Regions from separate parts of the Mus musculus genome. Here region 2 is linked to region 1. A link is a loop called in an ENCODE intact Hi-C map of the cell type or tissue named here. Cell type or tissue: left cerebral cortex. All regions are shown on one strand. Each heading gives the region's core, and the rest is flanking DNA. Links, peaks and the distances in the headings are about the cores only. Region 1 overlaps Pxk (PX domain containing serine/threonine kinase). Region 2 holds the start of Kctd6 (potassium channel tetramerisation domain containing 6).

The links. Peaks named below come from ENCODE experiments on the same cell type or tissue, not always from the same donor. Only the 100,000 strongest peaks of a DNase experiment are listed, where the experiment ranks them.
Region 2: a loop joins it to region 1, with 5 times the contacts of the local background. A loop is called at or near these places in 2 of 42 quality-filtered maps.

Annotation. Positions count from the first base shown.
Region 1 is chr14:8,144,806-8,159,683 of GRCm38, forward strand. Pxk (PX domain containing serine/threonine kinase) reads left to right here. Exons shown (of 18, transcript NM_145458.4): 12 at 1,389-1,467; 13 at 3,275-3,323; 14 at 6,122-6,199; 15 at 6,690-6,776; 16 at 7,276-7,345; 17 at 10,478-10,540. Among named protein-coding and RNA genes, the nearest start is that of Pdhb, 21 kb to the right of the region's middle. In left cerebral cortex, for the core only: no CTCF peak of the experiment used is centred there; DNase peaks (open chromatin) are centred at 4,246, 7,152 and 7,555; H3K27ac peaks cover 1,146 bases.
Region 2 is chr14:8,201,787-8,216,664 of GRCm38, forward strand. Kctd6 (potassium channel tetramerisation domain containing 6) reads left to right here and starts at 12,295. Exons shown (of 3, transcript NM_027782.3): 1 at 12,295-12,556. In left cerebral cortex, for the core only: no CTCF peak of the experiment used is centred there; DNase peaks (open chromatin) are centred at 4,521, 7,310 and 8,248; H3K27ac peaks cover 1,485 bases.

The DNA of each region.
Region 1 (14,878 bases), core at 2,437-10,436:
GTTGTCATGCTCGCCAGCCAGAGCACTGAACATGTGGATGGTTTGTCTGTCTGTTCATCTGTCTGAAGCTTCTGGAGAAACTTCTGTAAACTGCACTGTAATTCTGAAAGCAGGACAATGGAAAGAGAACTGTGGCCAGCTTGGGTTTTAATCAGAAGCTAAAGTGAGGGTCAGGCAACTTTAAGCCAAACTTGAGGAGCCAGGCAAGTGTCAGAGTCCCATCCAAGGAGGAGTGGGAATTAAAAGGAACTCGAGAGCCATGGCTGGAGGCCTGGAAGATAAGGGCCTCGCCTGCCCAGCCAGGCCTCCAGATTCCAGGCAGGTGTTCAGGAGCTGTTACAGTCTTACCCAAGGAGACTAAGGAGGACGGAAGAACAGGTGAGGCACAAGGACCCGTGTAAACTCATCTTAGACCATCCCATTCTTGAGTGGCCAGCTCAGAGCTCAAGGCTGGAAGAAAAAGAGCCCAAGGTAGCTTTGGGGACACTGTTTGGAATCTGCAATCACTCTGTCAGTTTTCACTATGCCAAATGAGGCAATTCAAGAGAACAGACATGGGCCTGGTGTGGTGCTGCACGCCTTTATTCCCAGCACTCGGGAGGCAGAGGCAGGCAGATCTCTGCGAGTTTGAGGCCAGCCTTGTCTACAGAGTGAGTTCCAGGACAGCCAGGGCTGTTACACAAAGAAATTCAGTCTCAAAAAACCAAAGTGAAGCTGGACGTGGTGGCTCATGCCTTTAATCCCAGCACTCGGGAGGCAGAGGCAGGCGGATTTCTGAGTTTGAGGCCAGTCTGGTTTACAAAGTGAGTTCCAGGACAGCCAGGGCTATACAGAGAGACCCTGTCTCGAACCCCCCCCCCCCCAAAAAAAAAAGAAAGAAAGAAAGTGAAAAAACACCCTGGTAGTGTTTCCTGCCAAGTTTGAACAGCTGAAACTAACCAGTGACCTGTGGGTATGAGAGTCTGGCCACTCTTTTATAACATCAAGGTGTTTGATGACAAGCTGTCAGCAAGTGGCATTTTGTGTCTTGGTTTCCATTAAAAGCAAGCAAGCGTGAAAACCAGGTTCTGAATTTTGCTTTTGTGTACTGTTTACTTCTCTCTAAAGAGAACAGTTGTATGAACACTATCTTGATGCCTTCCTCCATTTCTCCCTGGAGTAGACTTAGCTGTCTGTCAGCATGAGGTTTCTGAGGCATTTCTTTTGAGTCATTGATAATGGCAGTGTTTCCCATCCCCCCACGTATGCCATCTGTCTGTATGTGAAGAGTTTTGACACTGTCCTGATCAGCCTGCAGACAGTTGTTGCAAAGAGATGTCAAACTTTTCCTCACCCAGTGGATCTGCGAGAGTTCTGTGGGACTAAAATGTGTATCTGTTCATTTCAAGTGGCCGTATTGGAGTCTACGCTGTCTTGTGAAGCCTGTAAAAATGGCATGCCTACCGTCTCCCGGCTCTTACAGATGCCGTAAGTCAATCATATGCATTGGTTGTAATCTTGGTAACTGTGCTGAACCTTGGACCACTCTGCCCAGAGCCCGGTGCCACGGTAATGACTCAGTTTGGTCCCTGCAGAGTTGAAGTGACTAGCTTGCTGTCAGGCACTTACAGCATGATACCATGACCCTTTCCTTGTGACCACTCTGCTTAGTCCAGTTGCTGTCCTGGAAATCCTGTGTCCTTCCCACGTGTCCCATCACCATTAACACGTGTGTGTGTTTGTTGAACTCCTGATTTAGGAAATACAATAGGAGGGTCCTCCCTAGCACCTCTCTCTGCTGGTCCTGCCCCAGCCACCAGCTGGGTACCCACCAGGCCTTGGCGGGCCTGCCCTCCACAAGAAAGCGGTGTGTTCTTGGGTTCCTGTGCTGTTGTTTGTTTATTTCATCTCTGAGCACTAGCTGTTAAATAGCTAGTGTGTACCAAACTTTGTACCAAGGCTTTGGTACTCAAAAGACCTCTTCCTGTCAGCACAGTTGTGAGGAGCTGAGCGTGTAAGGCCTCCTTAGGGCCTCTCCTTAGGTGTGGTACCTTCATGCAGAGGTTAAGGTGATATAGCCGAAGTCAGACAAACCTGTGACTGTATGTCAGCTTCATTCTTCCTCCCAGAAGGACATAGGCAAGCTTTCTGAGCGTGTTGCGAGGTTTCCCTAGCCCTGCTTCGTCTGCACCAGCTTGTTGTATAGCAAAGGTATTCAGGAAGTAACAGCAGCAAACATGGCAGGGGACAAAGTTCAGCCAGAGGCTACACTACCGGGCCCTCATTCCTTCCTTCTACCTGGATAGAGACGGCCTACTATAGGCCAGGCAATTCCCCCCCCCCCCCCCCCGCCCCAGGGAAGCTGATGATCAGAAGAAACAAGCCCTTGTCCACGGGATGTGACACTGCAGCATCTGTTTCCAAACCAACAGCCACTAATAACAACATACATATGAGAAAATACATCTACTTTGAAACCTACAACATTTGCCACAGACTCCTGGGTCAGAGAGCACTCAGTCAGGGAGCAGTGGGTGAGGTTGCCTGCTCCGATGTGCACCTGCATCGTCTCCCCAGGGCTCTGTGCTTGTTCCAGCCTCAGCATCAGGACAGGTATTCTGTCTTCCCCAGAACGTTCCACCCCATGGGCTTCCGCTTTAAAGAGGTGTGTCTTGTGTTTAGTGAAAATCTGGAAGTCAGAGGATGAATGGCAGGAGAGGACCAGGATTCCAGAAGGATGCTGAAAAAGGCGTTCATCATTTCTGTGTGGGGTGAACTTCTGTCTGTCTCAACAGAATCTCACATTAAGAGCACTAAGTCACTTGGACACTGTCCATACAGTCCTTCCAACCACAGAAGTCCACAGTGCTTCCTGCTGTTGTTCTAGTAACATACCTTGGAAGAAAGAATTGATGCACGCCAGAAACTACTGTTTTAGAATGAAGTGTGTCTTAGATTCCAATCAAGACAGAATAAACCGCCTTTTCAGATGCAAGAAAACAAATAGTTCTGTTTAGAAACATCTGTTCAATATATCTGCAACATTTTGCAAACTGGTATTTATCAACTCTTTTAAAAAATATTATATGGCCCACAGTGTCACATATAACTGACCTGGTCCCTCCCTAAAAACAGCTCTGAGGGCACCGAGTGACTTGGAAGCACCTTTGCCTTTGCTGACAGACTTGGAGTGGTGGCTCTGGTGGGCTCAGAGGTGGTAAGCTGCCCTGCCCTGCTCTGAGAGTACCCCCAGTACTGAGATTAAACCCTTATGCATTTGTTTCTTTTCTTATAGATTATTCAGTGATGTTTTACTAACAACTTCTGAAAAGCCACAGTTTAAGGTAAAGCAAATTATATAATTTTTGGGTTTATGACATAAGTAACTTGACTTTGAAAATTAATTTTTTAAAAAACTAAAAGGTTCATAAATGAAAAATTAGGAAGGACCCAAACACCCTACTATAGCTAGTTACTCTTTTGACTGTTTATAATGCATGAGGTTGTTTTATTAGGTGTTTGTGTGTGTGTGTGTGTTTGTTTTCCTTTCAAGACAGGATTTCTCCGTGTAGCCTAGCCTGACCTAAAAGTTGTTCTGTAGACCATGCTGACCTTGTACTCAGAGATCCACTTGCCCCTGCCTCCAAGCCTCCAAGTGAAGTGCTGGGATTAAGGTGTGTACCACCACTTCCTGGCTTTTTTAAAAACCAGATTTGGGCTGGGCGTGGTGGCGCACGCCTTTAATCCCAGCACTCGGGAGGCAGAGACTGAGTTCCAGGACAGCCAGGGCTATACAGAGAAACCCTGTCTCAAAAAAAAAAAAGAAAAGAAAAGAAAAGAAAAGAAAAAGAAAGAAACAGACTTGGATAGCCTGCCTTCCCAATGCTGGGTTATAAGCATGCACCACTATGCCTAGCTATATATAGTACATGTATTTAAAACATTTTATCCACTAAAAGTGAAATGTATAAATGCATTATAATCCTGTGGAAAGTAATTATTATTTAGGCCAATATCAACAAAATAGTGGGATCTGGAAGACAGAATATAAACCCAAATATCTGTATGTAAAGAAAACTGGGAAGGACCTATTAGGAGAAGCAGCAGTATGGAGCGGTGGTCCTGGGCTTTACGCTGCTCTGTGGCTGCTAGCAGCCATTTGCTATTTGGGGCCACATTGCCCTCTGCAGTGGTTGGCCTACGCGCCAAGCCCGGGAAGCCCAGCCCTGCTTCTCCTTGGATGCAGTAAACCTCCCACCTCCTCAGCTGCTTTTCAGTGCTGGTTGTTTTGTTTAAGTCATCTCTCTATGGTTTCCACGGCGACTGAATCATCTTTCATTCCTACTCAGTACACAAGGGTTCCAATTGCTCTACATTCCTGCCAAGACTTGTGTTTTACCTGCATCTATGTCTGTGTACTACACAAAAGCCCCGTGCCTGCAGAGGCTAGAAGGAGGCATTAGATCCCCTGGGACTGTAGGTACAGATCATGAGCTGCCACGAGGCTGCCGGGGACCAAACTCAGATTCTGTAAGAACTCACCATTGAGCCGTCTCTAGAGCCCAAATGTTTGTAATTCTTTATTGTTATTCTTGTCTGTCTGTCTGTCTGTCTATCTGTCTGTTTGCACTGGGGTCTCACTATAACTCAAGTTGGCCCAAAACTTGCCTTATAGCCCAGGCTATCGTGGAACTCAAATTCTCCTACCTTGAATTCCTGAGTGCTGGGATTAACAGCTTGTACTACCATGTCAAACTTATTTTATGTTTTTTTTTTTTGATGGTGACCATCATAATGGCTATGAAGAGATATGATATCTAATGTGTGGTTTTGATTTGTATTTGTTCAGTGTTGAACTTTTTAACTGATGAAAGTACCATTTGATAAGGCAGGGGTTTTTGTTACTATTGTTATTTTTAATCATTTGTTTCTTTTCTTTTTTTTTTTGGTTTTGGTTTTGGTTTTTTGAGACAGGGTTTCTCTGTATAGCCTTGGCTGTTCTGGAACTCACTTTGTAGACCAGGCTGGCCTCGAACTCAGAAATGAACCTGCCTCTGCCTCCCAAGTGCTGGGATTAAAGGCGTGCGCCACCACGCCCGGCTCGTTTGTTTTTTTCTTTGAAGAAATTTCTGTTAAAGCCCTTTTCCCATTTTTAAGTTGGGTTATATATTTTTGTTGTTCATTTGTATAAGTTTCTCCATATCTATTATATCAAGTCCTTATAAGTATTGGCCTGTTTTAAATTTCATTGTGAGCAGTGTCTTTTGTTGAACAAAGTTTTAGTTTTAACTAGTCCGAGTTATTTGTTGTTTCCTTTCATTACCTATGTTTTTGGTGTTGTATCCAAGAAGTCATTTCCAGCCAGGTAGAATGGTATATGCCTGTAATCCCCGTGGCAAGAGGAGCATTAGTTCAAGGCCAATTCCCTGCCTTAGCAGAGAGCCAGAACTGGTGGTGGGTGGTGGCAAACACACACAGCAGCCGAGGAAGCTGCAGGGGGAGTGTCACAGGTGTACACAAGGCCTGTGTGGACAGTTCGCAGATGCTGTCCTCCAAGCAAGATAAATAAATAGACAGACAATAAGAAGGAAGGGCCTCCCTGAGCTTTAGGGGGTTGACAGTTTTAGGTCTTGCACCCATGCTGAATTAATTTTCAAATATGACTTAAGGCAATGATTTAATCTTACTACTTTTTATGTAGTATTTGACTTTTACCAATGCCCTTTTGAAGCTATTGTTTTTTCCTGGTTGTGTGTGTGTGAGACCATTTGTCTGTGTACAAGAGGGCATGTTTCTGGGATCTCTCATTCTGGTCTATTAACTGTGTAATAATTGGTTTTGAAATGATATTTTGTGAGATCATGTGATAATAGGTTTTGATGCTGTGTTTGTTCTTTGAGACTGCTTTGGCAATTCTGGAACCCTTGAATTACTTGAAACATAGTGTGTTTATGCTTTAAGTTTATGATCTGTTGTCTGAAAGTGCTGGCAAGGAGAGTGTAGCTGGTGTACATGGAGCATGGTTTTAACTGGCTTTGCTCTAGAGGACCTCCATGTGATGACGGCTGCTGCGGCATGTGTTGAGAACTCAGGAGACTCCAACCACTTCACTCAGTAGCTCATGTACTGATTCTCCCTTCAGATTCCCACAAAACTAAAAGAGGCATTGCGAATTGCCAAGGAATGCATAGAGAAGAGACTCACCGAGGAACAGAAGCAGGTAAGCTGGCGGTTGCTCCGCATCCCCTGTGATCATTCAGTGACCCATTCACAGTGATTGACTTTGGACGTTCACCCACATCCCCATTCCGTGCCTACTTGCTCTTAACCAGATTTTGGGCTAAGTTCTGTGACACAGAACAGCATCTCACAGGTCCGCCTTCAGCCTGCTCAGTGTGTGTAGAGCAAGCACACGCACTGGCGTGACCATCCTTCCTGATGAGGACTCACTGGTGGGGTGGGCGGTTAGCAGCACTCATGGGTCACAATCTGCCGTAAAGATCAATGGCAGGAAGGAATTGGGAAAGTGAGAAGGGTCACTGTCACTCAGCATGCCCTTCTTCCAGAGAGCCAGAGCTGAGCCACAAGCGGGCCAAGAAAGACCTTGCTTATCCCAAGAGCTTAATGTGGTCAAACACATAGAAGTCTCCTTGGGAACCTGCTTTGGGTAGACTTGGTTTACACTTGTTGGGGATTGTGGTCTCTTAAAGATTCACCAGCATCGAAGACTAACGAGAGCCCAGTCACACCATGGGTCTGAGGAAGAAAGGAAAAGGAGAAAGATCTTAGCTCGAAAGGTAAGCCTTTGTCCCTGTGTTCTCTTTGAAATCCTTGACTGCACGAGGAGAAAATTCTAAGGCTGATGGTGCACACTTAGTGACACAGTTTTATCTTGGACGCTAAAAGCCTTTCTGGATGACGGGTTTGGAACGTACCATGCATATACACCGCCTCCCACCAGTCGGGTCCTGCAGCCTCTGCCCCAGTCTGCCCTGCTCCTGTTCAGTAGAAGATTATGTTTTTAGTGGAGTGTTGCACACACACATGCACACGCACACGCGTGTCAGTAGCATAGAGTTTGCTGGCAGAAGGCAATGGGAGGAGACGGTCAGGGTGGGTGTTAAGCCAGCATCTTGGTTTTATTTTCTCCTGTGGCTGTGGCTTCTCTGCCTTAGGTTATGAAGCTGAATATACCACTTTTCACAGCTAGTGAAACTGTATGTCTGGAGGTTTTTAAACTCTCAGCTCAGAGTGCTTTTTCTTTGCTTACCACCCACCCTTCTTTTATTTTTAAAGAAGTCAAAACGATCTGCTGTTGAAAACAGTGAGGAGCAGCCAGTGAAGCACAGTAACTCCAATAACTCAGGTAACTGGTTGGATGTTGTCTTGGGCCCAGCACCCAGAGGTGCAGTTCAGGACTCTGTAGGTGGATCAGTGCAGTGATGAGAGCAGAGATTAGAAAACTCTGTCCCCCGTGAAGAATTGTGACAACACTCATATGCCCACCTCTGCACTGATGGCTAGACTCCATCTGTCAAAGACGGGAGCATTTGACATGGAACAAAATCAGGCCCTTCTGTGTATATGGAAATTAGCCTAGATCTTGCCCACTGCTCTAGAACCCATGTGGTTGAAGGATGTGCTCCCTCGGAGGACTGAGGAGTAGACTCTTTGGTGGGGTGGGGCGGAGGGTTGCGTTGGGTGTGTGAGTGTCAGAGTACCTCTTTTGAGTCATTCTCTCAGTCATCATCTGGACTCTGAGAGTCTTGACAGTCAGTCTCAGCTGCCCCTCTCTCTGCTGGCCGTGCTGACTTTGAGCCTAATGTATATTCCTTTGGACCAGATTGAAGGTCAAATGGAGTGACCTGCTTATGAATCTGTGAAGTACAGCTCATTGCAGAGTAGGGGGGTTTCAGTAACCCAGGCAAGCTCAGCATGACAGGGAATGGGAAGAGGAGACTGGAGTGAGGCTGATTATACTTTAAAGAGATGAAGGAGCCATCAGAAAGGGAGAAGCTAAATAGATGCAAAGAAGTGGGTGATGGAGAAGGGCCCCAGGGAGCATTGACAGCCCATTGTCCACGTCAGGAGCGGAGGAAGCCCATTCATCTCTAAAACACCGGAGAAGGACGGACGGACATGTGAAGAAGTAGAAGTCTAAACGTGGGAGGGCTGGACACAGCAGTGTATGCTTGTAGTCCTAGCTACTCACGCCTGAGGCAGAGTCTTTTTTTTTTTTTTTTTTTTTTTTTTTTTTTTTTTGAGACAGGGTTTCTCTGTGTAGCCCTGGCTGTCCTGGAACTCACTCTGTAGACCAGGCTGGCCTCGAACTCAGAAATCCGCCTGCCTCTGCCTCCCAAGTGCCGGGATTATAGGCTTGCGCCACCACACCCTGCTCCTGAGGCAGATTCTAAGCACAGGAACTGAAGACAAGCCTGGACACTGTAGTGAGACTGGGTGGGATGGATGGATGGATGGATGGATGGATGGATGATTGGATGAATCAATCATAGGTCATACCTCACTTTCCTTGGTCAATTCAGATGTTTGCCCACACTAGAGGACATACTGAGAGGTACACTAGCAAATTGAGCTGTACCTTGAAGGCTAGACTCTCTGAAGCCGAGAATGCAAGAGGTGTAGGTAATACTGAAGATTGGAATGCGAGTGCTAAAGCTCTAGGAATAGGATGAGGATGGTGACACGATCACAGAATCCTAGGTTTTGAGTCAGGCACAGTGTTGGGGGGGAAAGGAGGTCCCAGTGAGGACCAACACATGCTTGGGGAATGGAAGCTGCTGTGACTGGCATATAATTTCACATTTGGAAATGCATTTGCTTCCTAGTTTATAGGGTGAACAGGGGCTAGTCGGTGTCAATGGTGGGGAGATGCAGTCTCCAGCCAGCACATCCATACACTAGTGACTCTGGTTAAGCGGCTGGTTCTTGGTGAAGCAGAGAAGGCCTACTCTACTCTTTCTCTTCCCAAGATTATGCCTGCTGTCCTCCACATGCAGCAGAACAGGTCACCAAAGGAATCCAGGAGTGAGGTAGGGATGTAGCTTAGTTGATAGAATGCTCACCCAACATGCACAAGGCCTTGCTTCCATTCCTCTAATACAGTGAAGTGGGTATGGTGGCATGTGCTTGCAGAGAGCACTTATGCAAACAGGAGGATCAGGATGTCAGGGTTGTCTTTATCCACATAGCAAGTGTAAGCTAATCTAAGACACATGAAACCTGTCTGGAAAAAAACCAAAAAAACCCAAAAATCCTACCCAAGATATCTCAGGAGTTTAGGAAAGACAAGTACTGGTTATTGGTAGAAATGCAGTTACCAACCGGTCTAGAATCACAAGTTCAGTTTTCTGTCTAGAAGATCTGTCAGTACTGGATCAGCCCTCCTGTTGCACAGAGCTGAGGAAGTATTTTGACAGCTGTGGTTTAGTTAGGACTCATCACCAGTGTGTCCACAGGGACAGACGAATCCTCTGAGTCATTAGTGGAGTGATGGTAGAGCCCTACCCTCAGAGCTGGTGGTGGCTGCTCAGTGCTGCATGACAACAGCACGACAACAGCAACTCCCCTGGTGCAGTTCAGGGCCAGGCTGTCCTCTCCTTAGGCTGCCCTTCCTGGTCCCACATAAGAGGCTTCTGCTGCAGGGCTAATTCCTTGGGCTGGGGCATATTTTCTAGGGATTTTTTCAAGCTGTGGGGATTTTAGGTTTTGCTTATGGTTTTTAACCCTAAATGAGGGTGTTTGCTGAGTCTCATTAAGAAAAGGTCGAGGGAATCCCCAGACTTGGGCCTGAGCCTCTTTAACTGAGCTCTGAGTGTCTGCTTGTCCTAAGGAGGTGCTGACTCAGTGGTTCAATGAGTAAAACCTCAGTGGGCGTAGTAGCGCACAGCCAGAGGCAGGCGGATTTCTGAGTTCCAGGACAGCCAGAGCTACATAGAAAGACTGTGTCAAAGAGTCAGATGTGGCAATGTGTGCCAGTGGTCCCAGTACTTGAGAGGCTGAGACAGAATAATCGTTGAGGAGGCTACAGGGAACGAACGAATGGATAAACAGAAAAATCATTGAGAAGGATACAGGGAACCAACGAATGGATAGAGGGAGGGAGGAAAGGAGAAAGGGTGTGTGCATAAATGCTTCAAGGTGCTCTTGGGAGACGCTTGCACAGGCTGCTGTGACCGTGGTCATTGGTCATTACCCAAGGATGGGATTGGTTCAGGAGAGAGGCTGCAACCAGTGTGGATGCTACCCTGTTCTCATTGGTCAATAAATCTTAGTGGCCTCACGAAGGAAGTACACCCTGCACTAGAGTGAAAAACCTGTCACCACTAGTCTAATTTTTAATTTCTGTCCTTCATCACATGATTCCGCAAGCTCCACACGATGGGCTGATTACAGATTTTTCTACAGTGCTGACTTTATACTCATGCCAAGTTTAAATGTCTGCCTTGGGGCTCCATGAGGATTTCTCTGTTTCTCTTAGCAGGATCTGGGGCCAGCTCACCTCTCACATCCCCATCATCTCCAACTCCACCCTCCACAGCAGGTTAGTAATTTGTAACCTCTCTCTCCATCAACGGGGGAGGTGGACTTGCCTTGGCTCAAGCATTTTAGGGGTTAGACCCCACCTGTCTTCTCCAGAGGGACATCTGCAAATTAAGACGTGTCATCTAGAGGCTTGATTCCCAAGCTCAGCACTTGGGGGAAGGCTGCTTTGAGGACCACTGGTCCTCTCTAGCATAAGCTTTCTGTTTGCTGAAAAGCCTCTTGCAAGGCTCATTGGGTCAGAGCTTGTCTTAGGGCAGAAAAATAAAATGTTTGTCCTGGCCTTTGTCCTACCACAGTTTAGTCTTCCAGTCTTCCTGCTGTAGGTTTGTCATGTTAGAGCTGATGAGATATCTAGCTCAGAGTAAAATATCCCTACCAATAAATGTCCTGATAGCCATTTGTTCTCTGTCCCATCCTCTAAAGCACATAATTATCTGGATAGGCATTAACTTTTGTTCCACCTTGTGAACTGAATCAGATACTGTGAGGATTTTTTGGGGGAAGAAAAAAAAAAGCTGACAAAGAGTTGTCTTTGCAGCTGGGCGTGGTGGCGCATGCCTTTAATCCCAGCACTTGGGAGGCAGAGACAGGCGGATTTCTGAGTTCGAGGCCAGCCTGGTCTACAAAGTGAGTTCCAGGACAGCCAAGACTATACAGAGAAACCCTGTCTCGAAAAACCAAAAAAAAAAAAAAAAAAGAGTTGTCTTTGGGAGTACCTACAAAAACACCAGTTCTGGAATACTGTCTCATGTCTCTCCTTTTTGAACTAAGATCCTTTTTCGACCATTTGCAAACTAATAAAAACGAGGGGGCAGCGTTTCTGCTCCTCCTCCTCGGTGTCTAAGATGCTGATTCTCCCATTCAGTTTGTTGCTGTCCTCGGAAGAGTTCTTCCAGCTGTATGAAAGGGAGATCTTTGGCAGGGCTGCGCTGAGCTGACAGTACCATACACTTTAATGCTTATGGTATTACCCAAGAACCTCTGAGAATTTTAAAGTGGCTGCCTTTAAATGACTCTAACTAAGCTTCCTGGGGGAAGGGGTGAATTCAAGAGGGCTAGCTCTGATTGACTCTGTCCTTGCTTGCTAAGAAGACTTACTGTACAATGTTCTAGGGAAGGGGCCAGTTTTATGTCGCAAAATGCCAGGTCATGGGGATGATTCTCTTGTTCTGACTTTCTCACCAGATTTTACAAGGAGCTTCCAAATAGACAGAACTCTCATCTGGAGATAACTGTCTGAGCTAACTAGACATTTCTGGAAATCTACTGTTTTCCAATTTTGAGCCATTTTCCATATAACATGGTGTAATTCCCTATCATTTGTATGTGCTGAGGAAGTGGAGAAGATTCTGAGACGTATATCCTTGGTTACCAGGGAGATGCCTGCTTAGCGTTCAAAGCACCTCACTGTATGAGTGGTAGTTCTCTCCCATTCTCACCTTTAGATGCCTTGCTTCATTCATAGTCTAGGGACCCTTGTAGGGGAACTTCCAGGTTGCTTTCTCTGAATGGGAGTGATAGCAGATAATAGCAACGTTACAGAGACTGAGGTAACTCTGAGAATGTGAGAAGAAACTGCAAGTTTTTGTAGCACCCAGTCAGTATGGGAAAGGTTCCATCTGAGGACAGTGGGGTGGCAGGGAGCAGTACTGTGAACTGAGGGGAACACATTTTGAAGCTCAGGCGCAGTGGCTGTCAGGAGAGGCTTCTGAGCCAAAGTAGCAACTCCTTTGTTCCTTTAATGACTTTGCTGACAAAATTACAGAATTATTCACCCCAAAGACCACACTCTGACCTCTACTGGCTGTTACTTGTAATGAATCTCAGAGCATTCGCCTGGTGACTTAGCGTTGTGGGTGCTAAGCCAGGTAAACACAGGAGGTCTGCTGACCTAACATGGATTCAAGGTATGCTTACAGGTGGTCTGGAGTTTACCAGTAACTCTGTAGCCTGGGTTACAGACAGAGGCAGACAGGCTCCAACTGATGTCCCATGCCTCAGAAGTTCTAAATTGTCAGGCACAGTTCAAGCAGACAAAATTTCTCTAAGGCCTGCTAATATTTTCTTCTTTAATCCCATCACTCAGGTAGCAGAGTCACTAGCAGACCTAACTGTGGGAGGAAGAAGCACGCTCCTTGTTCAGGGCTTCTCCTGGGAGAGGTGAGGGGCATGATTTTCAAGCCTTGTAAGGCAGCTAGGTCAGGCCCTGTAGGAGGGACAGCAGCAGCCCGGTGTTGGCCAGTTGAGTTGAGCCATGGGGCTTCTGATGGCTTCAGTTTTAGGTGACCATGGTAACCAGATCGGGTCTTGTTTAGCTGCATTTAGGATTTGGCAGAGGTGGCAGACATATCTAACTGAAGAGATCTTACTAGTGTGAGCCTGGTCTAGCAGCTGAGACCCTCTCTGCGACTGCCTCCTTTGGGACGGTTTGAGATCAATGCTGAATTGTTGGGGCTAACGCTGGTTCCCCGAGTCTGGTGGCAAATGCATTGGTAGAGTGGCATTCTCTCATACTCTGCAGTAAGGCCCTGTTTTTTTGTTCTTTTCATTTTTTTGATGCTTCTTTAGTTTTTAGTGAGAAAATTTCCAATACTTTTCTATTGTTCCATGACTTATAAAGTCAGCCAGCTTTAAAATTCCTTTATCTCAGTACACCTTATGCCATGTGTTACAAGGAACATTCATTCTCTATATTCATAGAGCTGAGTGTTTTCAAATGTCCCAGTTTGCACACATATAAATATTCACTGTCTCGGAATTTGGAGGAGCAGGCAACAGGGCTACTCTGCCTTTATTCCCTTTTGTGTGTGTGTGCATTTGTGTCTTGTGAGAATTCTGGGGAGGTCAGTAGAAGTTGTTGAACCCATGGAGTTACAGGCAGGTAGTAGCCTCCTCATTAAAGTGCCAGAGGTGGAACTCAGATACTCTGGAAGAGTAGTAAGCATTCATAACCTCTGAACCAGCTCGACAAGACTTGTGGGGATTAAGATGGAATCTCATGTAGCCTAGGTTGGCCTCAAACTCTATTGCATTGGCTCTTTTTAGAAAAAGTAGATTTGCAAAAGAGAGTTAAAGCTGCTAAATAAACCTGAAACTTGATTTTGATAATCACATCTAAGTGATATGTATTCTCATTTTTTAAAAGAAATAGCCATCTACTTTTTAAAAGATTTATTTTATGTATATGAGTACACAGTAGCTGTCTTTAGACACACCGAAAGAGGGCATTGGATGATTGGGAGCCACCATGTAGTTGCTGGGAATTGAACTCAGGACCTCTTAACCACTGAGCCATCTCTTCAGCTCCTCCTGTCTCATTTAATCCTCAACTTTCTTCCTGTCCAACGAGAGTGGATTCCATTTTAGAGAAAAACTGAGCCTCTAGTAGATTGAGAACTTGGCCAAAGTCACAGGTGATGCAGCTGCAACAGCCAGGGTTTGAACTTGCTTCTGCCTCTGTTCGTTTTCCCCACTCATTGAGTGCTTGCTTTCTGGGGAATCTCTGTGGCCTGTTTCAGTTAAATGCTGCTCTGCTGAAGCTGACTCTTCAGGCAGGGCAGGACACTCAGGTCCATTCTCAGCTCTGCCAGCTGCCAACTGTGACCTTGAACAAGTCAGCTCTGGTCTCGGAAGCTGGCTTTTATTTTATTTTTTACTTTAATTAATGTTTTCTGATAAAATTCTAATTAACAGAGGAAATAAGTTCAAAATGGTGAAGGCATGATAAAGGGATGAAGCTTGTTGAATGGCAGTCAGCATGTGTAACGAGTACTTCTCAGAGAGAAACGTTCCAGACAAATGAAAAGCATGAGAGCCAGGAGTCAAAGCACAGCTCAGACCCTCTGCAGGTTTCCCTTTTCTCTTCCAAGAAAAATCTCTTCAAACCATCGTTATTTGTCATCTTCTCTAGACTCTCACACCTAGGTGTATGGAGTGAAAGGCTTGCAGATGTTGTCTTCTCTAGAGAGCTTTCTAAGCAGCTGGCCTTCGAAAGGATCCTTGGGCCACTGGGGTTGCTCAGTGTCGGTAAAAGTGCTTGCTGCCAAGCCTGACACCAGACAACCAGAGTTGTATCCCTGGAACCCACATGGTAGGAGAGAACAACTGTCTTCTGCAAGTTGTTCACTGACCTCTACAGTGTGCTCTGGCACTTGTACCACCCCCCCCAACACACACACACACACACACACACACACAAAACCCTTTGCCCTTTTCGTTCTTATTCATGGCAAGGCTTTTTGGTAAAGTAGTGAGCTCCTTTTCTTAGCCTCTTGATAAACCATCCTTGGTGACAAGATACAGAACAGGTCACTGGCTTCTGTTCTGCTGCACTCAG
Region 2 (14,878 bases), core at 2,329-10,328, 57 kb after region 1:
AAAAAGCAAAACAGAAAGCAACCCCCTGAGTTTGTTTACTGTCGCTCAGATACACAGAGGTGTACTGTTATTTACTGACCTACTGGCAACTTGCCAGTTGGCTACACCCTTGAAGAGAAATGGCTCTCCCTTCCCCAGCCACCATTGGCTACAGATAGCTCCTCAGGTAGTGGGTGGAGGCTCATGTGTCCTTTCCCTATCCATTTTGGAAATGTCACTGGTTTGAGTCCAGGTGACTAAGCATAGCTGCTGTGAGTTCATGAGCGAACTCATGTCCTGTGTAGTGTCCTGAGCACAGCATTTCACAGCGGATCCCCATCCTGAACATCTTAAAACCATTATCCCCATTTCCCTGGTGTTCCCAGAGCCTCGAGGGCGAGGGTGGGGCTTACGGTCCATGTCCTGTTTAGAGCTGAGTGCTCAACAACCTTGTGAGGGTTTTTTGTTTGTTGGTTTTTCAAGCCCTGGATGTTCTAGAACTCAATCTGTAGACCAAGTTGGCCTCAAACTCAGAGATTTCCCCCTGTCTGTGCCACCTGGTGTGTCTCACACTATCATAATTCTCAGCACTTTTGATAGTTTTGAATCTCTGCCCACTGCAAACAGAAGCTTCTGGGATTTATGGTCCATGGGAATTAACATGAATATCAGAAGGCAGTTTCACAACATTTAGCAAATAGATTCCCTTCTGTTGCCTATGACCTGTGACCTCCCTAGCCCTGGGGTTTTGACCTGGTGTATAGCACAAGGCATGACTTCCCTCTTGCCCTTAAATCCAATACAAAAAAAATGGTTGGTTCACCCTGTAACTTTCAAGGTATTATTTTCAGCAGTTGCACACCTTGCTGGGAGAACTGGTGTAAATTCAGGGTTCATGTCAGCTATGGACCACTGATGTCTTTTCCCCCTAGCATCCTATATTGGACTTTCCAGAACTATGAAATCAAGTCAACAGGGCAGTTTCCAGATTAGTTCTGCACTGATTTCTTTTCCCATTGATTTCTAGTGGTTAACCAAAATGACAACAACCTGTATTGTTTAGGGGGTGTGTCTCATACCTGGCATCATCTCTCATTTTGCTTTTGTAATAATAATGATCTATAGCTTGTGGGAGAGCATTATCTACCCGCGATGATTATCTCCATTGAAACTTCTTTAAAATTTTAAAGTATTAGCTTACAAAGTAGTGGATGTCCTTAGGACTTTTCATACACCCTCAGTTTGCTTAATCCTTCCTCTACCCATCGTCCCCCTACTCCATCTCATCCCTGTCTAAACCTTTCTAAGCGCAGTATTTTCCCCAGCTTCATCCTCTCCTCGTCCCCTGACTCCAACCCCATCCTCAGATTCCCCATCTACTTACACATCACTTGTGTTCTATTCCCTTTAACGACCCTTTCCCTTCCCACCCTCATGGGCCTCTCCTAGCGTCTTGACCTCTACAGATACCCAAGACTAAGCAACACATTTAAAAATCTGAAACTAAGATCTGCATATGAGGAAGAAAACTGATATTTGTCTTTCTTAGTCCAGCATTTTCCAGCTCCTGTGAATTTCATAATTTCACTTTTTGCAGCTGAGTTAATATCCCATTGTGTATCTGTTCATCAGCTGATGGGCATCTGGGCATATTTCATTTTCTAGCTATTGTGAACAGAGCAGCAGTGACTGTAGATGGGCAAGTGTTTATCTCTGTAGTAGACATGGAGGCATCGGGCCTCTGGGAGAGCAGTAGTGCTCTTAACCACTGAGCCATCTCCTTGGATTTCTCAGTTGAGAAAGCTTGGTTCAGTTTCATGGCCCATTTTTCCACCGGGTTGTTAGTTTTCTTGATATTTAGTGTGATGGTTTGAAAATACTTGGACCAGGGAGTGTCATTATTAGGAGGTGTGACCTTGTTGGAGTAGGTGTGTTACTGTGGGTGTGGGTTTTAATAACCTCCTCTTAGTTGTCCTGGATGTCAGTCTTCTCCTAGCAGCCTTCAGATGAAGATGTAGAACTCTCAGCTCCTCCGCACCATGCCTGCCTGGATGCTGCCATGTTCCCACCTTGATGATAATGGACTGAACCTCTGAACCTGTAAGCCAGCCCCAATTAAATGTTGTTCTTATAAGAGTGGTCTTGGTCCTGGTGTCTGTTCACAGCAGTAAAACCCTAACTAAGACATTAAGTTTCTTGAGGGTTTTTTTTTTTTTTTGGTTGTTGTTGTTGTTTTGTTGTTTTGTTATTTTGTTGTTTTTTACTTTCGAGATATAATTCTCTGCCAGTTGTAGAGATGACAAAGCTTTCCTTCCATTTGCTGTCGACTGCTTTACGTGACAGTTTCACTTGCTGTATAGAAACGTTTTAAAGTCATGTGGTCCCATTTGTTGATAATTGGCTGTATTTCCTAAATGGATTCCCATTCAGAAAGTCCTTTCCTATGCCTGTATGTCAAAGTGTCCTCCTGGCTTTCTCCTCCAGTATTTTCAGAGTTTTAGGTCATATGTTAAGGACCATGTTCCATTTAGAGTTGTACAGATCTATCTAGTCTCATTCTCATATGTACAGATATCCAGTTTTCCATTTGTTGAAGATGCTGTATTTTCTCCAATAAGTATTTTAGGCATCTTTGTAAAGCACCAGGCAGCTGTATTGTGTGGACTTGGTTAGCTCCTCTATTCTAACCCAGTGATACCATGATGTCTTTATTGCTGAGTGATATAACTAAATCAGGTATGGTGGTCTGCCTTCAGCCCTGCTCTCTTTACTCAGGATTGCTTTGACTTTTGGGGGTCTTTCATAGAATTATAAGGTCTTATTTTGTTTTATTTTATTTCTGAAAAACATGGTCTGGAATTTTGGGTGGGATTACATTAATCTATAGGTTACTTTTGGTAGGATAGCCATTTTCACAAATGGCCATAATCATGGGTCTGCTTCCATTTGTTCTGTCAGTATTTTAAACTTTCCCCTCTAGATGACTTTCACTCCTGGGTTAGGTTTATTCTGAGATGTTTTGTTTGAGGCTGCCATGGGTGGAACCATGCCCCTGATTTCCTTCTCTGTATGTTGGTATGTAGGAAAGTCACTGCTTTTTATGTGCTAACTTTGTAGCCTACACATTCCTGACAATGGTTGCCACTTCTAATTAAGTGCTTAGGTTTCTTATGTACAAAATCATATCACTTGCAAATAAAGGCGCTTCAGAGTCTTCCTTCCTAATTGCATTGTTTTTATTTGCTTCTCTTGCTGTAGTTGATATTTCCAGTAGCATATTGAACAGTAGTTGGAAATTAGACTTTATTTTGATGAAAAATTATATGAGGTTTTCTCCCTTTGATATGATGTTGGGTGTAGGTTTGTTGTTTATAGCCTTTATTATGTTGAAATATGCTCCTTTTAGTCTGAATTTCTCCAGAACTTTAACATGAAAGTTGAATTTTTGCCAAGAGTCTTTTCTATGTTTTATCTAAATGACTGTTTGATGTCTGCCCATGAGTGCATTCATGTAATTTGTAACACTTATTGATTTGTATATATTGATCCATCCCTGCATCTCTGGCCTAGAGCTATCTTGATCATGGTGAATGATCTTTTTGATGTATTTGCATTTATTATTGTGAGACGGGTTGTCTCACAGAACCTGAAGCCTATCGGTTTGACTGGACCGGCTGGTCAGTGAGGAAGCTCCAGGGGCTTTCCTCCTCTGTCTCCCTCCTCTCCAGCACGGTGCCCACAAACACACACCACCACACACGCTCTTCACCCGGGCTGTGAGGATCCAAACTCAGGCCCTCACACTCCACAGCCACGAGGGTTTCACACTAAGTTTGATGAGGAATAAGCACTTTGGAAAGAGTGCCGGAGCAGAAGGGTATGAGCTTCAGGTAGCAAAGCGGCAGAACCCGCTAAAGTCAGCTCTTCAGATTCCTCATGCTTGGGACACAGAGGCGCTGTTCCCTGGGCAAAGAGAAAACAGTTCTCACATGTCAGACCTAGAAACTGCTTTAGGCAATCAAGAGAGCCCCTTCCTGAACCTGACTCTCTTAAGTGCTTTCATCTTGAAAGCTGGGTATAGTAGTGGACATTTGTAACTCTAGCACTCAGGAGGTACAGACTGATGAAGCCGTAATTAAAGGCCACTCTCGATCACTCGGTGACTCTGAAGCCAGCTGAACTACATGAGTCTTTATCTCAAAAACAAGACAAAATGAATTCCTTCAGCCAAGGTGCCATGTCCTGAACTCCACAATCACTGCCATGTTTTGACATTGTCATATAGAACTCGTGCATTTGAGGTGTCGCGTGTGTATGGGTCGCCCTTGCTGCTTGAGGGAGGTCATAAGCACACAGGCAGGAAGGGGAAATGTCAGGACAGATAAGGCCTGAGAGGGGCTGGAAGGAACAGGCAAGCACAGGACTGTGCAAATGGACTTATTCTTGTGACACCAACAGTCGTGCAGTGGGTTAGGATGGGCAAGAAGGCAAAGCAAGGCTGAAAACGTGGGACTGCCATGTGTGTGGGTTTTGGAGCAGCCTGGGAGGAGACTCAGAATCTGGAGCTCTCACAAGTCTTCTGCAGGCGTTGGTGATGCTGTGACCAGGCAGCGTCAGCCCCTGGGTGGCATGGAAGGCTGTCAAGACCAGGAGACAAGAGGAGGCACTCATGGGGGCTAAAGATCTTCAGAGTGCCTTCCGGGCACTCTCTATAATTATGGAAAGTCATAATGGTGAAGAGGATGATGACATCCAAGGACACCCACAGGCTTTGCTCACATACTGGTGAGAACCGGATTCCTTTCTCTGGTTCTGTAGCTCCCCGCAGAGTTTTGGAAGCTGATTAAAGAGAAGGCAGGGAACAGCAGGTAATTAGAAATCTTATAAAAAGGAAAAACACTCTTGTCAAACTCACCTAAGTGACTCCATGGCTGGAAGTGGGGGAGGGGCTGGAAACTGCTGCCTATCGGGTTCCTTCTGGCCAGAAGGGTGTCCTGCTGTCCGGATAAATGTAGAAAGGGCCTGAGACCAGCAACCCACCACAGAGGAGAGGGGCCTGCTTAGGAATTTATTTCTGAGTTGGAAGAGCCATAACACCAGAAACAAAGAGAGAGGAGAGTTAGGGAGGAAGGTGAGGAAGGTGGAGGCAGGGAGGGGGAGAGGAGAGGAGGGGAGAGGAGGGGAAGGCATGAGAGACAGGGGGAAGAGTTAGGGCGGGAGGGAGGATAGAGAGACAGACAGGGAGACAAAGAGAGATAGAGAGACAGAGACAGGAAGACAGAGAGAGAGAGAGAGAGAGAGAGAGAGAGAGAGAGAGAGAGAGAGAGAGAGAGAGAGAGCTGCAGAGTAGACCTGATCTTCCTGCTTGGCTGATGAGTAAACAGAAGCTACTCAGCCAAGTCTTGAGTCCAGAGAATCCATGCACAGCTGCTATAGTGGGGCTTCTGCCTCCTGGGGTCCCCAGGGAGCCCTCAGCTCTGAGGGGCTGTGGGAGGTACTGTGAATTGCCTTGAGAGTGTGGCTTGATCCATCTGGTTCCTCTCGGGTTTCCGCAACAGCTTGGCCCCTCGTGCTTACCGTGCTTACCACATAGCCATCTTCAAGGCCTTGCTCCCCATGGAGCCTGCCATGCTAATGCTAATGTGGCTGACTTGGAAAACTGAAGGGAGCCAGACATTCTTTTTGTGTCGTTTCTGCTTCACAGGGACCTTGATGCTCTGAGGCAGAGGGTGGTAGGACTGAGAGACAGACACAAAGCTAACAGGGGAGTGCTCCAATGCAAGAACAGGTTAGAACACTGTTTGCCTCATTTGTGGGCTCTTTAGCAGCCTTCTTTGCTTCTTTCTCTTTGTTGCTCTTTATGTTTCTCTCCTGTGGACCAGGCCACCTCCTGGGTGCCTGGGTTGTTCTGGATGAAAAAGGCTCCTAATGAAGACTAAGGCCGAATCCAGGTTACCGGATGTCACTGGCAACAGATGATGTCAACACGCGGGCACAGTGTGTGCTTGGAGGGCCATGCTGAGGCTTAGTTTGGGAGCCTGCGGTGGGGGTAGAGGGTGAGCAGGGGAGCCATCTTTTCTTATTCCCCTTCATCTCTATCACCATTGTTAGCCAAGCTGCCAGGTTTTGCAGTGGTGCTGATTCCTGATGTGGCTGCCAGGCAAAAGACAAGATGTATTTAGCACAGTGCTTGGGCATACCTATATTAAAAAGGTTGTTTAGCTCAGCTCCAAATTGAACTGAGTGTCCTGTCTTCATTTGCTAAATCTGGCAGCAACATTGCTGATGAATGAATAGGAGTTAGCCAAACAAACAAAGGGAAGGGAAGGGTAGGCCTGGAAGTGCTGGTGGAGGTGCTGGTGGAGGTGGTAGAGGAGATGGTAGAGGTGTTGGTAGTGGTGGTGGTGGTAGAGGAGGTGGTGGTGGTGGTGGTGGTGGTGGTGGAGGAGGAGGAGGAGGAGAAGGTGGTGGAGGTGGTGGAGGAGATGGTAGAGGTGTTGGTAGTGGTGGTGGTGGTAGTGGAGGTGGAGGTGGTAGAGGTGATGGTGGAGGTGATGGTGGAGGTGGTGGAGGTGGTGGTGGTGGTGGTGGTGGTGGTGGAGGTGGTGGTGGTAGTAGTAGGGGGGTTGTCCCAGGACTCATCTAATGAAGTCAACAATGCTAGAGTGTGAGGCACTTGTGTGGTACTGTTCTAAGTCACACAGATGCAGTCTTTGCCTTTTGAGAGTTCACAGGCCAACTGGAAAGGACAGAGGCAAAGAGAGAGCAGGCAGGTCCCATGCAATAACTTACGGCTGCAGGACCTGAGACTCTTGCGGGAGGTCAGAAAGTGACCATGTGATGAAGGGAGAAGATGTAGGCAGAAGTTCAAAGGCTAGGACACCATGTTCTGGATAGAGGAGGCAGCAGATTTGCTGTCCTTGTTGCTCCATGTTGTCCTTGACATGGATAAATGGGCAGGTCTCAGAAACTGAACTGTGAGAGAAGCAAGGGCCCAGCCAGAAGGAAAGATGGGGAGGACAAGGCTGGAAGAGTGAATGGGACCAGATTCCACCGCAGGGGTCTGGGTCTGGGGAACTACTTCAGGAGCATAAAGCAGGCAGGGTGACACAGGCTTTCTGTGGGTGACTCACACAAAGAGAGGAAAACAAAGGAGACCAGAGATGTCCGCAAGGGAACTCTTGGTGGTGTGGTCTGGCACAATCGGTGGTGCACGGGAAGAGGGAAGAGGAGAGATGGATCCTGGCTATGCTCAGGGGGAGACTTGGCAGGCCTGTGCTTCCTGGCACTGGGAAGAGAGGGGGAGGGAGGAGCAGGCATGACTCAAAGCTGCTGGCTTGGGCAGATGGTAGGACAGTGGTGCCATTTGCTGAGCTGAGTGGGGGCTGAGGAGATGGGAGGGGGTGGGAGAGTCTGGTTTGGTTTGCAGTTATCAGGGATGAAGCTGGGGGTGGTCTGGCAAATGGTGGGCTGTGGGAGAGGAGAAACCAGCTGAGCAGAGATGGATATAAAGCTCCCACTGCATTCTGAGCCGCAGTGGCTTTCCTCACACTCTTACCCTTCATGTTCATGGTGGGAAGTGAGGCCAATCTTCAGAGCCGCTGTGGCAGCCTGCAGAGCAGGCCCTAATGACCTTCACTTCCGGATGTCCACACCCCTTACACTGTACAGCGGCTGGTCTGTGAGACCATGCTGCATAGGCATGCCACTTTTGAGGTTAAGTGACATTTGTCAGGAGAGGTTCATATGACAAGGATCTGGTGCTTTGTTATAAAAGTCACATGAGTAATGGGGTGGATTTTGTAGTCTTTCAGGTGACCGTAGCCACTGGTGACAGTTAGACTGCCAGCTCTTGACCCAGGAACTGTGACAAACAGGTGCTGTAACCCCCTATATTTTGAGAGAATTTGTCACTAGGCAAGAGATAACTGTATAGCCGCTAGATATATAGCAAAAGAATAAAAGCATGTGGTCAAAGGAGACCAGGGTCAGGCAGGGTCCTGAGGCTGTTTGTCTGGAGAGTGGAGGCAGAGTGCAGGAGCTCAATCCAGAGAGGCCCAAGGGCTACATATAGGAATGGACCCTGGGAGTCCATTAGCCACCTTAGTTAGAAAGGACAGCGTAAGGCACACAAATCCAGAGCAGTAGGGGAGGGATCCTGGGAGCTCAACAGAAGACAGAACATCCTCTGACATCAGTGGAGCAAGACTCAGAATGGCAGGCTGAATTCCACATTCAAGTTCATTAGCTATGGCTTTCTTTCTCGCTTTATCCTCTCAGCAGACTGTTGGTCTGGAGTGCCTCCTGTAGCATTTGTAGCTGCCATAGTAACAGCATCTTCCAGACTACCCAGCTGTGGGCCAAACATGACCATCCAGATTCTCTCCACAACAGGAGCCTTGATACCTAGAGGCTGCCATGAAAACAGAGACCTAGGAATCACTGAGTGCAGTGTAGGTGTGTGGGTTGGGATCTGCCAGCCTAAAGCCGGTGTTCCCCCACAGGCTGACAACCCTGAGCTGTCCAGAGTAAAACAGTTTCCAGTGTAATTTTTCAATCCTCAATCCCCCAAACCAGGAGCTCTGGATGGCTTATGGAAGAACAGAATCACAGAGAACCCCAAGCATAGAGAAGCAGCCCTGCTGCACATAACCATCTCTTAACTCAAGACTCTCAAACCGGGCTGGAGAGATGGCTTAGTGGTTAAGAGCACTGACTGCTCTTCCAGGGGTCCTGAGTTCAGTTCCATATGGTGGCTCACAACCATCTGTAATGGGATCTGATGCCCTCTTCTGGTGTGTCTGAAGAGAGCAATGGCGTACTCATATACATAAAATAAATAAATAAGTCTTTAAAAAAAACAACAACCAAAAGTCCAATTTATTTAAAAAGAAAAGAGTTTCAAACCACATAGAATAATACAGAGAATAGGCCTATCTCTTTCATAACTATGGAAGCCAAAAATCTAAATAAAATATTAGCCAAGAGAATTTAGCAATATAGTGAAAAACTAAGATGCCATCAAGAATGTATGGATGGAGCTGGGTGGTGGTGGCACACGCCTTTAATCCCAGAACTCTGGAGGCAGAGGCAGGCGGATTTCTGAGTTCGAGGCCAGCCTGGTCTACAAAGTGAGTTCCAGGCCAGCCAGGGCTATACAGAGAAACCCTGTCTGGAAAAAAACAAAAACAAAAAAAGTATGGATGGATTAACAATTCAAGACTGGAACTCATTATATTAGCATCCATCCATAGCAAAGCAAATGCTTCCTAACTCTACAAATATTTCTCTGTGAGAGCTGAGAGCTCCCATCATACTTACCGATGTCATGTTAGGAGCGAAAGACCCAGTTAGTGATGCCTGTCATTACGGAAGTGGTATACAGTTCAATGTGGGTAAGCTTAGTCAGCAGAGAAATGGAAAAAATTAGATAAAGACTAGGTGAGAATATGAATGGTCATTGCTTTTGGACTCTGTGGTTATTCATACAAGAAATCTAAACACACCTCCAGCCTTATTAAAACTAGGAGTAAAACATTATTATACAAAAATTAAAGTGACTGTATTAAGTTATAAATTTGAAAACGTAATTTATTTTATCTATATAACCTTGATCAGACCTATCCAAGTGTGGTGGTACATGCTTTAGATCCCAGCACTCAGGAGGCTGGAAGATCTCTGTGACTTTGAACCCAGCCTGATCTACTTGGTGATAACCTTGTCTTTAAATATATATATGGTCTTTATTTGGAGAAATATGGGAGGTGACTTTTCCAGAGATACCAGTAAATTAAAAGCAGTTCAATTGTAGTGATGCCAAATCCGAGAGATGTTGATCATCAGTGATTTCTATGTTTTCTTTTTGTAGAATACATTATGGGACAAGTGGTATAGTTTAGCAGTACAGAGAGTGTTTAGTTTGTACTGTCCTGGATTCAGTCTTTAGTACCACAAAGACAAACATCCATACTCATTGTATTTTTCTGACTGTAAGTCCAATATCCACATATTGTAGAAAATAAATAAAATTCAGAAGAACATTAAGAAGCAATAAGTGGAGGCTGGAGAGATGGCTGTTCTTCCAGAGGACCAGGGTTCTATTCCCAGCTCCACATGGTAGCTAAGAATGCCGTCTATAAGGTCAATTCCAAGGGATGCACCACCATCTTCTGGCCTGCACAGGCATTGAAAGTAGCACAGGCAGCATCTTACATACATTGCAAGCAAAATATATAAATTTTTAAATACACATAATTTTTGAGAAAATCTTTTGCAAAAGTTACTAACATTTGTATCCTGTTGCCTTGGAATACCATGTTCAATGGTTTAGTCATCAAAGTTTTTGTCTATGTGTACTCCTTTAAAAAAAAAATCAATGTTAGTAGGGGCTGCCGGGGGGTGGGGGGGGAATGGGAGGGTGGGTGAGGAAGTGGTGGCGCACGCCTTTAATTCCAGCACTTGGGAGGCAGAGGCAGTCGGATCTCTGAGTTTGAGGCCAGCCTGGTCTACAGAGTGAGTTCCAGCACAGCGAGGCTACACAGAGAAGACTTGTCTCAAAACAAACAAAAAAATAGGGAAAAAAAAATCAACATTGGGGTACTGTATGTATTAAAATCAACATTGGGGTGCTGTATGTATTAAAATCAACATTAGGGTACTGTATGTATTAAAATCAACATTGGGGTACTGTATGTATTAAAATCAACATTGGGGTCCTGTATGTATGATTTTGTGTCCTGATTTGCAGGAGCATATTCCCATATTCTTTTTAAAAAGATTTATTTATTATTATACATAAGTACACTTTAGCTGACTTCAGACATACCGGAAGAGGGCATCAGATCCCATTACAGATGGTTGTGAGCCACCATGTGGTTTCTGGGATTTGAACTCAGGACCTTCGGAAGAGCAGTCAGTGCTCTTACCCGCTGAGCCATTTCTCCAGCCCTATTCCCATATTCTTAATTAGTTTGTATCCTTGCTTAGATGTCAATGTAGCCGTCCATTGTGTTGAAGTCCACATTGCTTATTTAACCTATCAATTTGATTTTTGGAGAAAAAATAGAATATTAGATGATGATCATACATATAAAAACTAGATTTCAGAACCACCTCACAAACATGCAGATGTGTAAACCAGGTAAGTTTCTGTTTTGTTCTTTTGAGAAAGGGTCTCGTTATGTAGCCTCATCTGTCCTAGAGACTAGCTATGTGGGCCAGGCTAACCTAGAGCTCACAAGAGACCCACATGCCACTGCCTCTAAGTGCTGGCATTAAGGATGTGCACTACTTTTACTATGCCTGGCCCAGGTGAGTTTCTAAGGCCAGTGGCTTTTCACCCATGTAGAAGTGGATTGAGATCTGGCTAGCTAGAAGTGGTGGCTTTTGCATCTTGTCTATGCATGGAATCCAATTAGCCCTGCAGCCTTGATGTCCTTCCTGAAGGGACATTACCCTTGCCAGTCCCATCCAGACTAAGATCCTCAGAGGTATTACACAGGATGACGTTAGTTAGCTCTGCCCTTCTAACTGGCTGCTCTTCTCTGCCTAAAAGGCTGGATCGGTGGTCCCTCTAAGCCATTACTTTACAGAATGGCCTGCCTTAATATATAAGGCCAGGAGTCTTATATATTAATACATTAATAATATTAACTACATTATTATGTATATATTAATATAATATAATTACATCAATATTAATAACATTAAATGTATACTAATATTTTATATATATCAGATCGTCACATCTTCCCTTATTCTCCAAGGCAGCCTTCTTTTTTTTGTTGTTGTTTTTTCAAGACAGGGTTTCTCTGTGTAGCCTTGGCTGTCCTGGAACTCACTTTGTAGACCAGGCTGGCCTCGAACTCAGAAATCCACCTGCCTCTGCCTCCGGAGTTCTGGCGTATGCCACCAAGCCCGGCCAAGGCAGCCTTCTTATTGGACCGCTCTCACCAGGATTCGAACTTGTCTTGTGTGTGTCTACTGGCTGCTTTTTTGAGTCTTGAGACGCGCCTCGGTCTGGGTGGCTGCTCTTCTCTCTAAGCCCTGCATGCGATGAGGTCTATCGACTTAGTGAAAACAGCTGAGGAGAAACAGTTGCGGAGAAGGAGTCCTGGGCAAGCAGGGAAGAGACTGCTGGCGGCCAGGAGGAGAGGCTGAAAGCGGAGGGGGAGTTAGGGGCGTGGCCTGGGCGGAGCTCCGCGCGGGAGTCCTGGGCGGGGCGGGGATAGGAACGGGACGGAGGCGGGGCTTCGGGACTGCTGCAGAGCCCGCCTGACCACGCCGCCCCGGCAGCGCCCAGAGTGCCCGCGGCGATCCGGCTTCCCGGCCTTCGCCCCGCGCCGCCGATAGGGGGCGTCCGCGTTCTCGGCGCCGCGACTCTGCTGAGAAGGCGCCGCCCGCGCCGGGCAGCTGGAGCCGCAACTCCGGGCTCCGGCTCACTCGTCCCCTCTGCCGCCGCCGCCGCCGCCGCCGCCACCGCCGCCGCTGCCGCCGCGGGGCGCGGGCTCGCTCGTCCCCGCGCTCGCGCTCTCGGGCCGCCGGCGTCTCCCGGCCGGGTCGCCTCCGCGCTCGTGCAGTGAGTGGGGCGCGAGCGGGGCCTGCGGGCCGGGGCTGCGGGAAGTCGGGCTGAGGAGAACGGCGGGTGGCGGCCGCGCGTCCCCGGGCTGGCACGAGCCCGCGGCGGGGCCTGGGCGGGGAAATCGGGGACGCGCGGCCGCCTCGGGCTTTGGGCTCCGGCTCGGGTTCGGGGCTCGGTGCGCGTGGCCGGCCGGGCTTGGCTTGCGGGAGACCGCGGAGTAGGGACCAGCGGGCTCTGCGGGGCAAAGGGTTGGTGTTTTGGGGAGTGGTGTTTATTAGCCGCCACTGCCCTAGTTTAAAGCTCTGCTTTTTGGGTTTTGTGCACAAATTGCAGCTTTTTACCGGAATTTTGGGATGTCACGGCGATTTAGTGCTGGGTGTTAAGAGGTGATCCTTGGCGAGGTCGTGGGGAGCCCCTGCAGCACCTGCTGGGCGATGGCAGCGGAGGCTGTGTCTGGGGGTGGGACGGGGAAACGAAACGTGACTGAGATCCTGTTTGGATATTCTGCTGAAGTTGTCATGTTTCTGTTCTGTACACCAGTACATACAGCAAGTTGATAAACCTGGTTTCAGGATTTCGTGATGCAGACAAATAGACCGATGTGACCTGGTTTAGCTAAGAATGTCTGGGATAGCCCAAACAACCTGCTCCAATGTACCCCCCTTGGCAGGCTCATCTTTTTCGCTGTTGCAGATATTCTAGTATGGGAATAATGGTGGGGTATTACAGGCCCAAAGCCAGAAGTGTTTCAAAAGAGTAAAGATCTAAGTAGGTAGGGTGGGAGAATCACCCTTTGGATGAAAACCAGGAGCCCACACGGATTCTTAGTTTTTTGTAATACCGTAGGTAGAAAGATGGCCATAGAATTTGAAAATTTTTAAAGTGTATTTTAGCTGAAGCAATAGCGTGGAAAGCAGTCTTATGGTCACTCCTATGATCCATCGTCGCATCCTGGATTTTAATAGTTGGGGTCTATTTTAAACGGAACACGTATGTGTGTCTTCTGCTTTATCTTGAGACAACCCTGAGTCATGCTTTCTAGAAGTCCCGAGAGCTCACGTGTCTGTTTGTCTCTGCGAACGCTGGACATCATTTTACCTTTAGTTTTTCTCACGGCAACTGCGGTGGGATCTCCGGGAAAGGAGGGCCAGGGACGGGACAGAGTGGGAACACAGATTGGTCCTAACCTGCATGTTCGCCCACCGTGTCTGACTTACCTATTTAAATTTTGGTGATGCTGCGAGTAGTAAAGGGCGGTCTACTCAGGTTCTCACAGCCCTCTGCTGGCATGCTGCACGTGAATCCAGAGCGCCACTCCTCACTGCCCTGTCGGCCAGTTTTACCTCCATTGTGTTTAAACGGTGTGGTTACTTTTGGGAAGGTCATAATACCCATTTTGGTGGAAACTGAGGGAAAGTAGAATTTTATGATTTGTGACTCTGACAGCACTTAAGCTGGAGAGTATATATTCTTCTGGTTTGATACTGTCAGAAGATTCATAATTTCTTGTAGGACTTTCTCCCTTTTTGCCTACATTTCCTTTCTTCTAGCCCACGAGGTTGAGAGAGGGGTTTAGTTAGTGGTAATTTAGCTTTATAATCCCATTATCCTTGTGCGCTCGCTACTTGTGCTGGCCTGTATGTGGATGTTAACTCCGAAGACGCCAGGAGATGCCACTGAACCAATTACTATAAAAAGTATTTCACTTTCAAACTCCCACGTTCCCAAGAACAGAGAAACTCAGTACAAAGGCAGCTTGGAAGGTAAGTATAGGTGGAGAGAGAAAATTTACCGGTCTTCATTTTGGGATGGCAGACACAAAGGTTTCAGTAGAAAAGCACTTGGAAGGGCTACCCAGAAAGCGTGGGAAGGCAGTGACTACAGTTGTATCATTACATTTTCTAATCCGAGGTTAGCATTACGGCATATAGACTGTTACAGGGGAGGAGGACTTTTGCTCTGGAGCGTCTTACTCAATAGCAGAAGTAAGTCTAGAATGTTTGTGCTGTCTTATCATAACCCCCACTGTAGCTTTGCTGTGGTAAGGAGGGTTCTCACAGGTTAAGTTGTTAACTTCCTGGAGTGTGCATTCTTCAGATTTGCTAGGGTCAGTAAATTAGTAACTTCTTTTCAGGCTTCTAGAAATTCTTCAGAATATGTTTTTCTTAACTACCTGCTAACATACTATCAGATTTTACACATTAGTTACAATGACCTTTGAAGTTCAAGCAAGCATGATAGTCTTTAGGACCATAATTTTTTTTTTTTTTTGAATCAAAGGTCAGGTATTTTCAGGTAAACCGATTTTACAAGTCAGAA